2 separate regions of the Homo sapiens genome follow, and region 2 is linked to region 1. Evidence: chromatin contacts called from ENCODE Hi-C or POLR2A ChIA-PET data. All regions are on one chromosome and are shown on one strand. Each heading gives the region's core, a stretch centred on a gene start or an enhancer-like site at or near the end of the contact. The rest is flanking DNA. Distances are from core to core; before and after follow the strand shown.

The links. A loop is a pair of places that touch in the nucleus more often than their neighbours do. ChIA-PET counts read pairs that join two places held with the same protein, here RNA polymerase II (POLR2A). Pooled maps may share reads with other maps.
Region 2: a loop to region 1 is called in a pooled map, with 3 times the contacts of the local background. The contact joins two enhancer-like sites. A Hi-C loop is called at or near these places in 1 of 50 pooled maps. POLR2A ChIA-PET finds 5 or more read pairs at or near these places in 3 of 52 experiments (PC-9, activated T-cell and naive thymus-derived CD4-positive, alpha-beta T cell).

The regions. Positions count from the first base shown.
Region 1 is chr22:39,930,516-39,936,373 of GRCh38, reverse strand. The region is part of intron 1 of GRAP2 (GRB2 related adaptor protein 2); the gene reads right to left. Among named protein-coding and RNA genes, the nearest start is that of TMA7B, 27 kb to the left of the region's middle. RefSeq lists an enhancer at 2,798-3,462. Within about 2 kb of position 2,392, at least 4 of the 41 ENCODE cell types and tissues checked have a DNase peak (open chromatin) inside an H3K27ac peak, as active enhancers do.
Region 2 is chr22:40,152,435-40,158,292 of GRCh38, reverse strand. It overlaps a transcript of TNRC6B not described here. Among named protein-coding and RNA genes, the nearest start is that of TNRC6B, 23 kb to the left of the region's middle. Within about 2 kb of position 2,177, at least 8 of the 41 ENCODE cell types and tissues checked have a DNase peak (open chromatin) inside an H3K27ac peak, as active enhancers do.

The sequences.
Region 1 (5,858 bases), core at 1,143-3,642:
TGTTTCCTCATTTTATTCTTATTGTTTCCTAAAGCAATAACAATTGTCTACAGAAACACCTCGGATCCTGCTGGCAAAACCCAAACATAAGTGAAGCATTAAAAATACCGCCCCCCACCCCTGAATCAGAAATCATCTAATGAACCCCATCAGAAGGGTGGAGGGCGGGGTGGGGGTGGCAGGGGTAGATGGGAATGACAGTCGAGAGAGACAGACAGACAGACAGACATTTTACAAATCTCCAGGCTTCATTTTCTTTTACTTCTCATTTTCTATTCACATCATGATTTCCCCTGGAATATATCACCAGGATTTTATGGTGGCCTCATGTTCTCTTTTTTTCCCTCTTCCCTTCTGTTCACTTAATGTTTGTTTTTACTGATTTGGGCTCTGAAAGCATGGCTTATTTATCATGGATTTGAAAGCCTCCATCTTCTTGCTCTGTTTTCGCCAGGGCTGTGACATGGTTCACAAATGCTGCAAATACGCTCAGCGCCCCTCTCCTTTTCCTCACTGCCTGTGCCCTGGGCTACCTTAATTCTCATCTGGGCAAAACACAAAAGTGTCAGCAGAGGACGGCATGACCACAATTACTTTAATCTTGCTGTCACTTTTACTTACGCTCCCAAGCCCTCATTTGTTGTTGGAATGCTGGTCATTTTTTCAGCTCACTGATCTCAAAGCTTGCAAAAGTGATCATCTATCCATAGAGAAGCTCCCCTTGCTTCATTCGATAAGTCTATCCCAGAAAAGTGGGAGGGCCTGACATTTTTACAAGTAAAGGTACTAAAAAAATGCCAGTAAAAGGGATAATATGGCAAATTCCTTTCATCAAATGAATTATAATATTCTTATTTTTGGGAAATTTTGTTCTTTCTAATTTGAGTTTGGTTCAACACCTCTTGTATTTGTCTTGTTTAAAATAGTTCTCTTTCTTTTTACTTGCCAGTTTTGATTAAATAGTGCCCCTATCCTAGATTCTCAAAGTTGGAAGTGGCCCAGAAAGTCAGTCTTTTTCCCTAATTCATTGAGATGATAGACAATGGGCATCGGGGACGGCTGGGATTGGAGTGAGCTGACAGCTTGGTGAATTGTTTACGTTGAATCAAAAGCTCTTTCATCTGAATTCTGTGCTAAGAACCACAACAAGAAAGAAAAAGAAAGAATGAAAGAAAGAATGAACGAACAAAAGAAACAGAAAATGAGAATCACAAATCCCAAATTCCCATTTCTAAGCTGAAATAACCCCAGAGTCCTTGACCACCCTTCATGTGACAAGGTTCCAACTCTTGATCTCCTGGTCATTTTCCTCAGGTCTCCTGTCAGTTATTCAATATTTTTCTCAAAATACAAAATACATTATCTAGACTTGAACCCAGTATTCAAGATATGGTCTGAGCTGGGCTGAGTAGAATAGGATGATTTAATCACTTCATTTGTACATGAAGATTTTGTAATTGTGTTACACTGTTGGCTGGTTTTTTGTTTTCTTTTGTTTTTTTTTAGATAGGGTCTTGTTCTGTTGCCCAGGCTGGAGTGCAGTGGCGTGATCATGGGTCACTGTAGCCTTGACCTCCGGGGCTTTAGGCATCCTCCTGCCTCAGCTTCCCGAGTAGCTGGGGCTACAATCGTGTGCCCCCACACCCCGCTGCTGTTTGGGAATTAAGCAACAATAACTACAACAAAAGCCCGGGTGCTTCCCAACATGAAGATGGTCAAGCTGGACCTCTCCACCTCTGCAACGGGTTTCTTGAAACCAAAATGCAGGGCTTCACATTTAACCTTTCTGACTTTCACTGTGTTTTTGTTCTCCCCCTTTGGCCAATTTCTCAGCCTATCACAATTCATTCGGGCATGGATTTGTACTCCTAACCCTCTGGTTATATCTTTCAACTCTTCTTTCATAAGTGAACTTCATGCCTTTTTGGTTTTTGTTTTATAATAAATGGAAAATGGACTTTTGAATCAGGTAGGGCTGGGTTCAAATCCTGGCTCCTTCATTCATGCAAGTTGGTTATCTTTGAACTCAGTTTCTTTACCTAAAGACCTCCTCCAGGTTGTCATTGACCACCCTTTAATCAACACTCTGAGTATCAACTTGAAACCTACCCAGTTAAGTAGTTATCCTTCAGCCTATCTGTCCTCATTCTGCTCTGTAGGGTGTCATGCAAAGCCTGGCTGAAATCAAGCTGTGCCGTGCCTGTGGCCCTTTTCTTATATGTCACTCTAATAACCCCACAGGAAAAAGAAAGAAACCGTAACAGGGTCAACTCTTCCTTCAGGGCCATATTTGGGGAGATGCCAAGTGGAAGAAACTCATCTTTTCACTTACTGTCCCTCTTCGGCAATTGCTTTTCCGCTTTCCTCGACCTCTTTTGCAAGCCATAGACTTTCCTTTTGTGAGGCAGCTGTCACCTTAGCTACTGTGTTCCTGTTCCTCCTCCACCCTATTCTCCTTGCTTGACAGAGCAAAGGCCCCTGTGTGTTGAAGCTTTTGACACACAACTTTCTTTCTTTTCTTTTTTTTTTTTTCGAGACAGGGTCTCGCTCTGTTGCTCAGGTTGGAGTGCAGTGGCGCAATCTTGGCTCACTGAAACATTCGCCTCCCAGGCTCAAGAGATTCTCCTGCCTCAGCCTCCTGAGGAGCTGGGATTACAGGTGCCCGCCACCACGCCTGGCTAATTTTTGTATTTTTACTAGAGATGGAGTTTCACCATGTTGGCCAGGCTCATCTTGAATTCCTGACCTCTAATGATCCACCTGCCTTGGCCTCCGAAAGTGCTGGAATTACAGACGTGAGCCACCATACCCGGCCTTGACACACAACTTTCTGAGGGTCATTTTTTCCATTTAGAATTTGTTAATGTCATGTTTGTCACATGACCTCCCAGATCCACTCAAGTCTCTCTTGTCATTTCAGGCCTTCAACAATCTTTCCCCATCCTGTCTGTCAAAATTAACTTTAGAAAATCACCTGCACCATGCAAACATGCTTTAGTAAATAGCTTCCCTTTGTTCTCTAAGCACTCCATCGACATCCTTGTCTCTGCACTGGTCTTCCTTCTCCCATCAAACTCACATTGCTATGTATGGTTGTGCAGGTTGCTCACTGCATAAAGGCCTCAGGCTGAGGTTGCAGTAAGGGCTGAAATGCATCCAGTGCGCTTCTCATCAAGCTGTGAGTCCCAGTATGGGGCTGCATCTGTTTAGAACTAGCACATTCTTCTTACTTAAACAAAGGCACCGGGTCTAATTTCAACTGCTCCTTTAAAGCTTTACTCAGGGCCTGCCCCCCTCATACCCCATGGTCTCACTTTCTCTTATTCTTCCAGGGGACTTGAAGTTATCTACCCCTTGCTCAGTGCTGCCGCCATCTGGGTAAGGTAGGCAAGCACATGAGCCTTGGAGTCAGGCTGCCAGCATTCAAACCCTTCTCTACTACTAGTTTTCTGAGTGACCCTTAGCAAGTTATTTAACATCTCTGAGCCTCAGTTTCCTCATTTTAAAAACAGGGATGATAATAGTGCCTGCCTCATAATGTTCTTGGGAAGAATATGTGGAATATCCATCTAATCCACTTAGTATGGTGTCTGGCACATAGTAGGCACTCAATAATTCAATAGTTGTTAGCTATTGCTACTTTTTTTTTTTTTTTTTGAGACAGGTATCATTCTGTGGCCCAGGCTGGAGTGCAGTGAGGCAATCAGGGCTCACTGCAGCCTCCAACTCCCAGGTTCAAGTGATTCTCCTGTCTCAGCCTCCCAAATAGCTGGGACTACAGGTGCATGCCACCACATCCAGCTTTTTTTTTTTTTTTTTTTTTTTGTAGAGACAGGGGTCTCCCTATGTTGCTCAGGCTGATCTTGAACTCCTGGCCTCAAGTGATCCTCCTGCCTCAGCCTCCCAAAGTGCTGGGATTAAAGGCATGAGCCACTGTGCCCAGCCAGCTATTGTCACTTTTATGCATAGTCCTTAATAGCTAACAACTATTAAGACATGTTGTGGCTCGCAGGAAGTATGAATAAGAAAATGTACACCTCACCAAGTAGGGTTGTCAGATAAAATACAGAATGCCCAGCTAAAGTTAATTTTCAGATAAGCAACCAATAGTTGTTTTAGTATATGTATATCCCAAATCTTTACTTTCTCCACAGAAATCTCAAAGTGGTGGACTGAAGCATTGTTAAGAAGAATAGCAAGGACTCGTTTGATCTTTTCACCCTTTCATCTCGAATTTCCCTGCTGCCCCTCACCTCATGCAACGCCTGTCCCACAAGATTTCTTACATGAAAACCGGGGAGTGGGCTAGCCTTTGGGATAAGCAGTATGAAGGTTCTAGAATGAAGCCTTTAGATGTTCTAGTGAAGGTTGTGGTTTGGAATAGAAGTATATAATCTCACTCATATATCCTGTGAGCCACAAAATGTTGTACCTTCTGTTTTCTCTACCTTTCTTGTGTTATTTGCTGCTTTTAATATTGTGTGGGTCAAAAGGCATGCTTTTACCATTATATATTATGGAATACTGTGTGTTTTGATAAATAAGTTTTATATATTGGAATTTCTGTTCTTATAAGGGAATTTTTCTTGAAGTCCGTATTTGTGGTAAAGCAGAAATCTTCTAAACTCTCTTACATATTCAGACATTTCTCTTGTGATTACTCTGGCATTTTACATTGTTACTCTCAAATTCGCCATCTACTTTCTCATGCCTATAACTCGTCAAATTTTTCCATGCTTGGCATCTGCACCACAGCAAAAAATTTCCTGGGCACCAGCCCCAGTAAATTATTACTAGTCCCATCGTGTAGTCATCAGGTTGACATTTACTTGTACCACCCATGTATCTAGTCCTGATGACAAATAATCCTTGAATTGGCTTATAATACCCCATCCTTTCTTTATATGATTTGCACCATCCTAGAACCTTGTCTCTTCCTGGAACCATTTCAGAGGAAGTTACAAAACCACCAACAGTACCAAATGTGGTTCTGTTGTTTGAATGATCTTCTCTCTTTAATAGCCTTTCATTTCAAGTCCTCCATTACTGACTCCTTGCACAGATTCTTCTCTCTCCTTCCTCTCTCTGTACTTCCAGGAATTGGTGATTTCTATCCAGGTTCGTTTTCAGATTTTCTGCTGCTTAACTTCACAAGGCTGTCTTGCCCACCTTCTCTCTCTCAGGAGTATCCATATGCTTTGTGTATTCGTTCAACAAACATTTCCTGTGCCCCACTCTGTGTCAAGCCCTGTGTAGAGCATGAAGATCCAGTGTGGACTAGACAGCCCATCTTAAGACCTCAGACAGTTCAGTCTTGTAGGAAAAACAAGTCAGCCAAACCAGTGAGATCAGCATGATAAAGGAACCACACCTCAAGTGGTTCAGGAACCCAAAGGGCAGGCTCCTAATCTAGCCTAGGACGGAGACAGGTGCAGGAGGGATTAGTGGAAGCTTCCCAAATGAGGTGACAATTGAACTGAGTCTTGCAGACAAGTAGCTAGGCAGAGTAGAGAGCTCATATATGACACACAGAGAGAATGGTGTGTGCAAATAGGAGTTGGGGACCCAACTGGTTCAATCATGGACTGGCAGGAGATGGGATCAGTGATTGGACTGGGGGCAGATCATGGAGGACATTGAAAGCATGCCAGGGACTTAGGACTTCATACCAAGGATGATGGGAAGTCATTGGACATTTGAAAACATTTGCATTCAGGAATGTTTAATCAGATGGCAGTATGAAGGAATGGAGGGCAGGGTGAACCGAAGATGGAGAAAGCATCGCAGTAGTCTTGGCTAGTAATGATGAGGGCCTGAACTACAACAGTGACAGATCATGCTCTTTCTTTTGACACTGG
Region 2 (5,858 bases), core at 928-3,427, 220 kb before region 1:
ATCTCAGCTCACTGCAACCTCTGCCTCCTGGGTTCAAGCAATTCTCCTGCCTCAGCCTCCTAAGTAGCTGGGATTACAGGCGTGTGCCACCACGCCTGGCTAATTTTGTATTTTTTTACTAGAGACAGGGTTTCACCACGTTGGTCAGGCTGGTCTTGAACTCCCAACCTCAAGTGATCCACTCGCCTTGGCCTCCCAAAGTGCTGGGATTACAGTGAGCCACACCACGCCTGGCCTACTCCCTCTTATTCATGAGACTTTGATTTTGACAACTGCAGTTTTACTAACAACAGTATTTTTCAAGAGCATAGCTTCCAAGGATGGCAAAGGGTGTGAGAGAGTCGGTAAGATCTGGGTTCAAATCTAAATTGCATTTCAAGCTGCATTACCATGGGCAAGTTACCTACCCTGATCTCTGAGTGAAATGGAGATGAAATGGTGTAATGAGTGGAAATGACAGAGTAAAACATATTTAAGCAAAGTACCTTGTGCACAGAAAACCCTCGACAAATGGAGTTATAATTTTTATATGACAGACCTTTGACCAGAGTGTGGGGGTGGAGGGCTGTGCAGTGGACACGGAGAAAAGCACCTGAAGTGTTTCTCTTGTCATTCTACTGGGACTAGATGTCTGGCATTCTAATTTGCTAAAGATGAATTGATTCCATCAGCCCATGCAAAATGTAAGTGCATTTGATAGAATACAGCAAAGCTAGGATTTATATTGTGAGCTATTTTTAAAATTGCCTGGTTAGCAAATTAAACCAGCTGTGAAAATATCCTGGTTTCCATTCACAACAAATACAAGACGAGCCATTTTCCTTTAATGAATCTGGCCTCGTGGCAGCATAGTCCATTCTGCATAATTTATTCCTAAGGGTTTTAAAGACATAATTTTCTTAAGACAGACCAAAATTAAACTATTTTCTAGGAAAAAAAATATGAATGAGAGAAGTTTCTCTGTATAGATTTTTGGTAAATTCCATAATCACTGGCCCATTCAATTTAGGAGACTAATGTCTGAATAAAAAATAGTAGTTATGTCAGTACTTTAAGCAGTCTTAACTGTTTTTCCTTTAAAAGGGCATATGAAAAACCAGTCTGCTCTGCAACACAATTTTTCACATTCTATGACGGAGAGAGGAAAAAAATTCACTCACTGCTATCAAAAAGCTACCCAACAGACTCCCAACTTCAGGTTTAAAACCAATCACCCCTGGCTGGGCACGATGCCTCACACCTGCAATCCCAGCACTTTGGGAGGCCGAGGCAGGCAGACCACCTGAGGTCAGGAGTTCAAGAGCAGCCTGACTAACATGGTGAAACCCCATCTCTACTAAAAATAGAAAAATTAGCTAGGTGTGGTGGCGGGCAACTGTAGTCCCCGCCACCACACCTAGTCCTATTTAGGAGGCTGAGGAAGGAGAATTGCTTGAACCCAGGAGGCGGAAGTTGCAGTGAGCCCAGATTGCACCACTGCACTCCAGCCTGGGTGACAAGAGTGATACTCCGTCTCAAGAAAAAAAAAAAAAAAAAACCAACAACAAACCAATTACCCCTTAAGGAGTTAGGGGAGAGATCCTGAATTATTTGGAATGTTGGCTAAGTTATATTATTTATAATTCCTGTTCCTTTAGAGAAACAATTTGTTATTTAAACAAAGATCAGCAGTGTAAATAACCAAATGGAATAGAATTTCAGAAAGTACCATTCAAATAAATTCACACTTAGATTGCAGGGAAATGGTCTATTAGTTTAGTTCACTTCAGAAAGACAATACTGAGAAAAGGATGTACCATTTTATACTTTCTTTGGAAATCAACCAAACAGAATTAGTTCAATTTGGAACATACTGAGCCTTAAAGCCTTTGCTACAACATAACATAAATTTTGATTAGGCGAGTGTGAAAAACTGTAACGCTAACTTTCTTGTCCTTCTAGTTAGTTGGTCTATAAATAGAAGCAATGCATTAACAGCCACCAAAGCAACTGGTGAGTTCCCCAATGTCTCCAACGTATACATCTCTGACAAACACGCTTATCAGCATGTTGAACCAAAGTGTTTCCGAGGATCTGTAATAGGACTCTTTTTAAATAAACTGTGACTCACTGTTTGCTTTCTTCACCAGGAGGTGGAGTCTTGCCATGCCCTTCCATTACAAAATCCTCCTGTTCCACCTGCAAAGGCAAGCACCACAGGTCAGCAGCAGTCAGTAACTACAATGCGACTCACTCCAAGAACCCACACCTGCCCTGTGCAGAACCACAGGGCCGTTTCACTGTGGTGCACAGAACAGAAGCCTGGGCCAATGGTTTTCAAACTTCTCCTTGAGTGATTAGATCTGCAGAAAAAAGGAAACATGTTGATCGGCAAAACACATAACTCTGACAAAGGATTAGCATCTAGAATATAAAAGAACGGTGATGAATCAATGAGACAAAGACAACCTACTAGAAAAATCTGCAAATAACCAAGCAGGAATTTCACTGAAGAGAACACATAAACAGTTTCTAAACATATGAAAAGATGTTCAATCTTATGTCAGTCAAGAAAATGCAAATTAAAACCATTTCACAACTACTAGGTTGGCTAAAATTAAAGTCAGGTAATACCAAGTGTTGACAAGGGTATGCAGCAATAGCAACTCTTATCCACTCCTAGTGGGAGGGAAAACTGGTATAGCTACTTTGAAAAGCAGTTTTGTCAGCCAGGCAGGGTGGCTCACGCCTGTAATCCCAGCACTTTGGGAGGCCAAAGCGGGCAGATCATGAGGTCAGGAGATCAAGACCATCCTGGCCAACATGGTGAAACTCCGTCTCTACTAAAAATACAAAAATTAGCTGGATGTGGTGGTGTGCGCCTTTAGTCCCAGCTACTCAGGAGGCTGAGACAGAAGAATTGCTTGAACCTGGGAGGCAGAGGTGGCAGTGAGCCGAGATCACGCCACTGTACTCCAGCCTGGGCGACAGAGCAAGACTCCGTCTCCCCCAACAACAACAACAACAAAAAGTTTGCATTATCTATTACATTTGAAGATGCATTTACTGTACACATTAGTAACTGCACTTACTTATAGGTATATACCTAGAGAAGCTTTTGCACATATACAAAAGTATTTATAGTGGAATTATTTTTAACAGAAAAAAATAGAAGAATAAACATCTGTCAACAGTAAAACAGATAAATAGGCTATGGTGTTTTCAGAAAATAGAATACTATATTGCATGAAAATGAATGAACTACAGCTACACACCTCAATCTGGGTGAGTTACAAAAAGGTAATCAAGTGAAGGAAGCAAGTCACAAAAGAATGCATATGTAGTATGATTCTATAAATATCAAGTCCAAATATATATATATTTTAGAGCAAATTGAAGCAGAATATATATATATATGTATATATATATATATATATATATATATATATATATTTTTTTTTTTTTTTTTTTTTGAGATAGAGTCTTGCTCTGTTGCCCAGGCTGGAGTGCAGTGGTGCGATCTCGGCTCACTGCAAGCTCTGCCTCCCAGGTTCACACCATTCTCCTGCCTCAGCTTCCCCAGCAGCTGGGACTACAGGTACCCGCCACTATGCTCAGCTAATTTTTTTGTATTTTTAGTAGAGATGGGGTTTCACCGTGTCAGCCGGGATAGTCTCGATCTCCTGATCTCGTGATCCACCTGCCTCGGCCTCCCAAAGTGCTAGGATTACAGGCGTGAGCCACCACGCCCAGCCAGAAAATATGTATTTTTAACCATATGTATGTACATATAGGCATACATACGTATATACATGCTTTTATTTTATTATTTATTTATTTATTTATTTTTGAGATGGAGTCTCGCCCTGTCACCCAGGTTGGAGTGCAATGACGTGATCTTGGCTCACTGCAACCTCCACCTCCCAGGTTCAAATGATTCTCCTGCCTCAGCCTCCCGAGTAGCTGGGATTACAGGCGCCTGCCACCACGCCCAGCTGATTTTTGTATTTTTTTAGTAGAGACAGGGTTTCACCATGTTGGCCAGGATGGTCTCGATCTCCTGACCTCGTGATCCACCCGTCTTGGCCTCCCAAAGTGCTGGGATTACAGCAGTGAGCCAATGCGCCCAGCCCATGCTTTTATATTTAAAGATATAAAGAAAAGGCTGAGGGCTATGGCATGACCCTGTAAGTCCCAGCTACTTCGGGGGACAGAGGCAGGAGAATCAATTGAGCCTAGGAGTTCAAGACTGTAGCGCTCTATGATCACACCTGTGAATAGCCACTGCACTCCAGTCTGGGCAACACAGCGAGACCCTAAGTCTTAAAAAAAAATAAAGAAAGCCAATAATTTCTTAATATTAATATTAATTAATATAATTTCATAAATGGAATTATTCCCTTTCTTTAATGATTTATTATAATTTAAATTACTAATTTTATTTAAAAATTAAAATTTATATTAAATACATATACATTATTTAAAAAGTCAAATAACATTAATACTACCGGCTGACAAACAAAAACAGTACTTTCCACCCCTGCCCCACCCTCACAACATAAGCCTCCATCCTCCCTTCCTCACAATGTAAGTTACCGTTTTTGTTCAACTCAATATTCAGTGCTAACAGTGCTATTATGTAGTAAATATATACAGCTGAATCATATGGAATGCTATAATTAAATTTCCTTTCTTGTATAATTTTGGTTTCCCTGGAACTAATAATTACCACTTCCTCTTCTTATTCTTTTTGTTTTTTTTTTTCTAGCTTAGTATTTGTTATGTATTTTTCATTAATTCATCCTCAAACTCTCCAACAGAACTGTAAATCTCCTCTTAATCAGTTCAAACACTTCAGGTAATCTATCAGTTTCACTCCGCCTTGGAGACACCCTCAGGGGTTTCTCCTGCTCCGAACTGGATTGATTGCTTTCTAGGCCACTGAATCGCTGACATCTCGCTAGGGATGTCTCCTCCTCTTCATCTCTGGAATGCCCTCCTCTTTCTCCTAAGCTGGAGCATCTGTTTCCCAGATCCTCTGTCTCTTTTACAGTTTACTCACTGATTCAGGTGGAGTATATATTCCAGTGATTTCCTGATAAAAGGTATATAGAAGGTGAATTTTTTTGAGACCTTGAATGACTGAAACGTCCTTGTTTTATCCACACATATAACTGACACATAAAAATGTTTTATTTATTTTTATTTTTTTTGAGATGGAGTCTCGTTCTGTTGCCCAGGCTGGAGAGAAGTGGTGTGATCTTGGCTCATTGCAGCCTCCCCTCCTGGGTTCAAGCGGTTCTCCTGTCTCAGCCTCCCGAGTAGTTGGGACTACAGATGTGTGCCACTACACCTGGCTAATTTTTTGTATTTTTAGTACAGACAGGGGTTCACCATGTTGGCCAGGCTGGTCTCGAACTCCTGACCTCAGGTGACCCATCTGCCTCAGCCTCCCAAAGTGCTGGGATTATAGGTGTGAGCCACCACACCCGGCCATAAAAACATTTTTTTTACCCACATATTTAATTAAATATAAAAGTTAAAGCCAGGCACGGTGGCTCACACCTGTAATCCCAGCAGTTTGGGAGGCTGAGGCAGGCGGATCACAAGGTCCAGAGATCAAGGTCATCCTGGCCAACATGGTGAAACCCCATCTCTACTAAAAATACAAAAATTAGCCGGGTGTGGCCGGGTGCGATGGCTCACGCCTGTAATCCCAGCATTTTGGGAGGCCAAGGCGGGCGGATCACAAGGTCAGGAGATCGAGACCATCCTGGCTAACATGGTGAAACCCCGTCTCTACTAAAAATACAAAAAAAATTAGCCGGGCGTGGTGGTGGGCACCTGTAGTCCAAGCTACGCAGGAGGCTGAGGCAGAA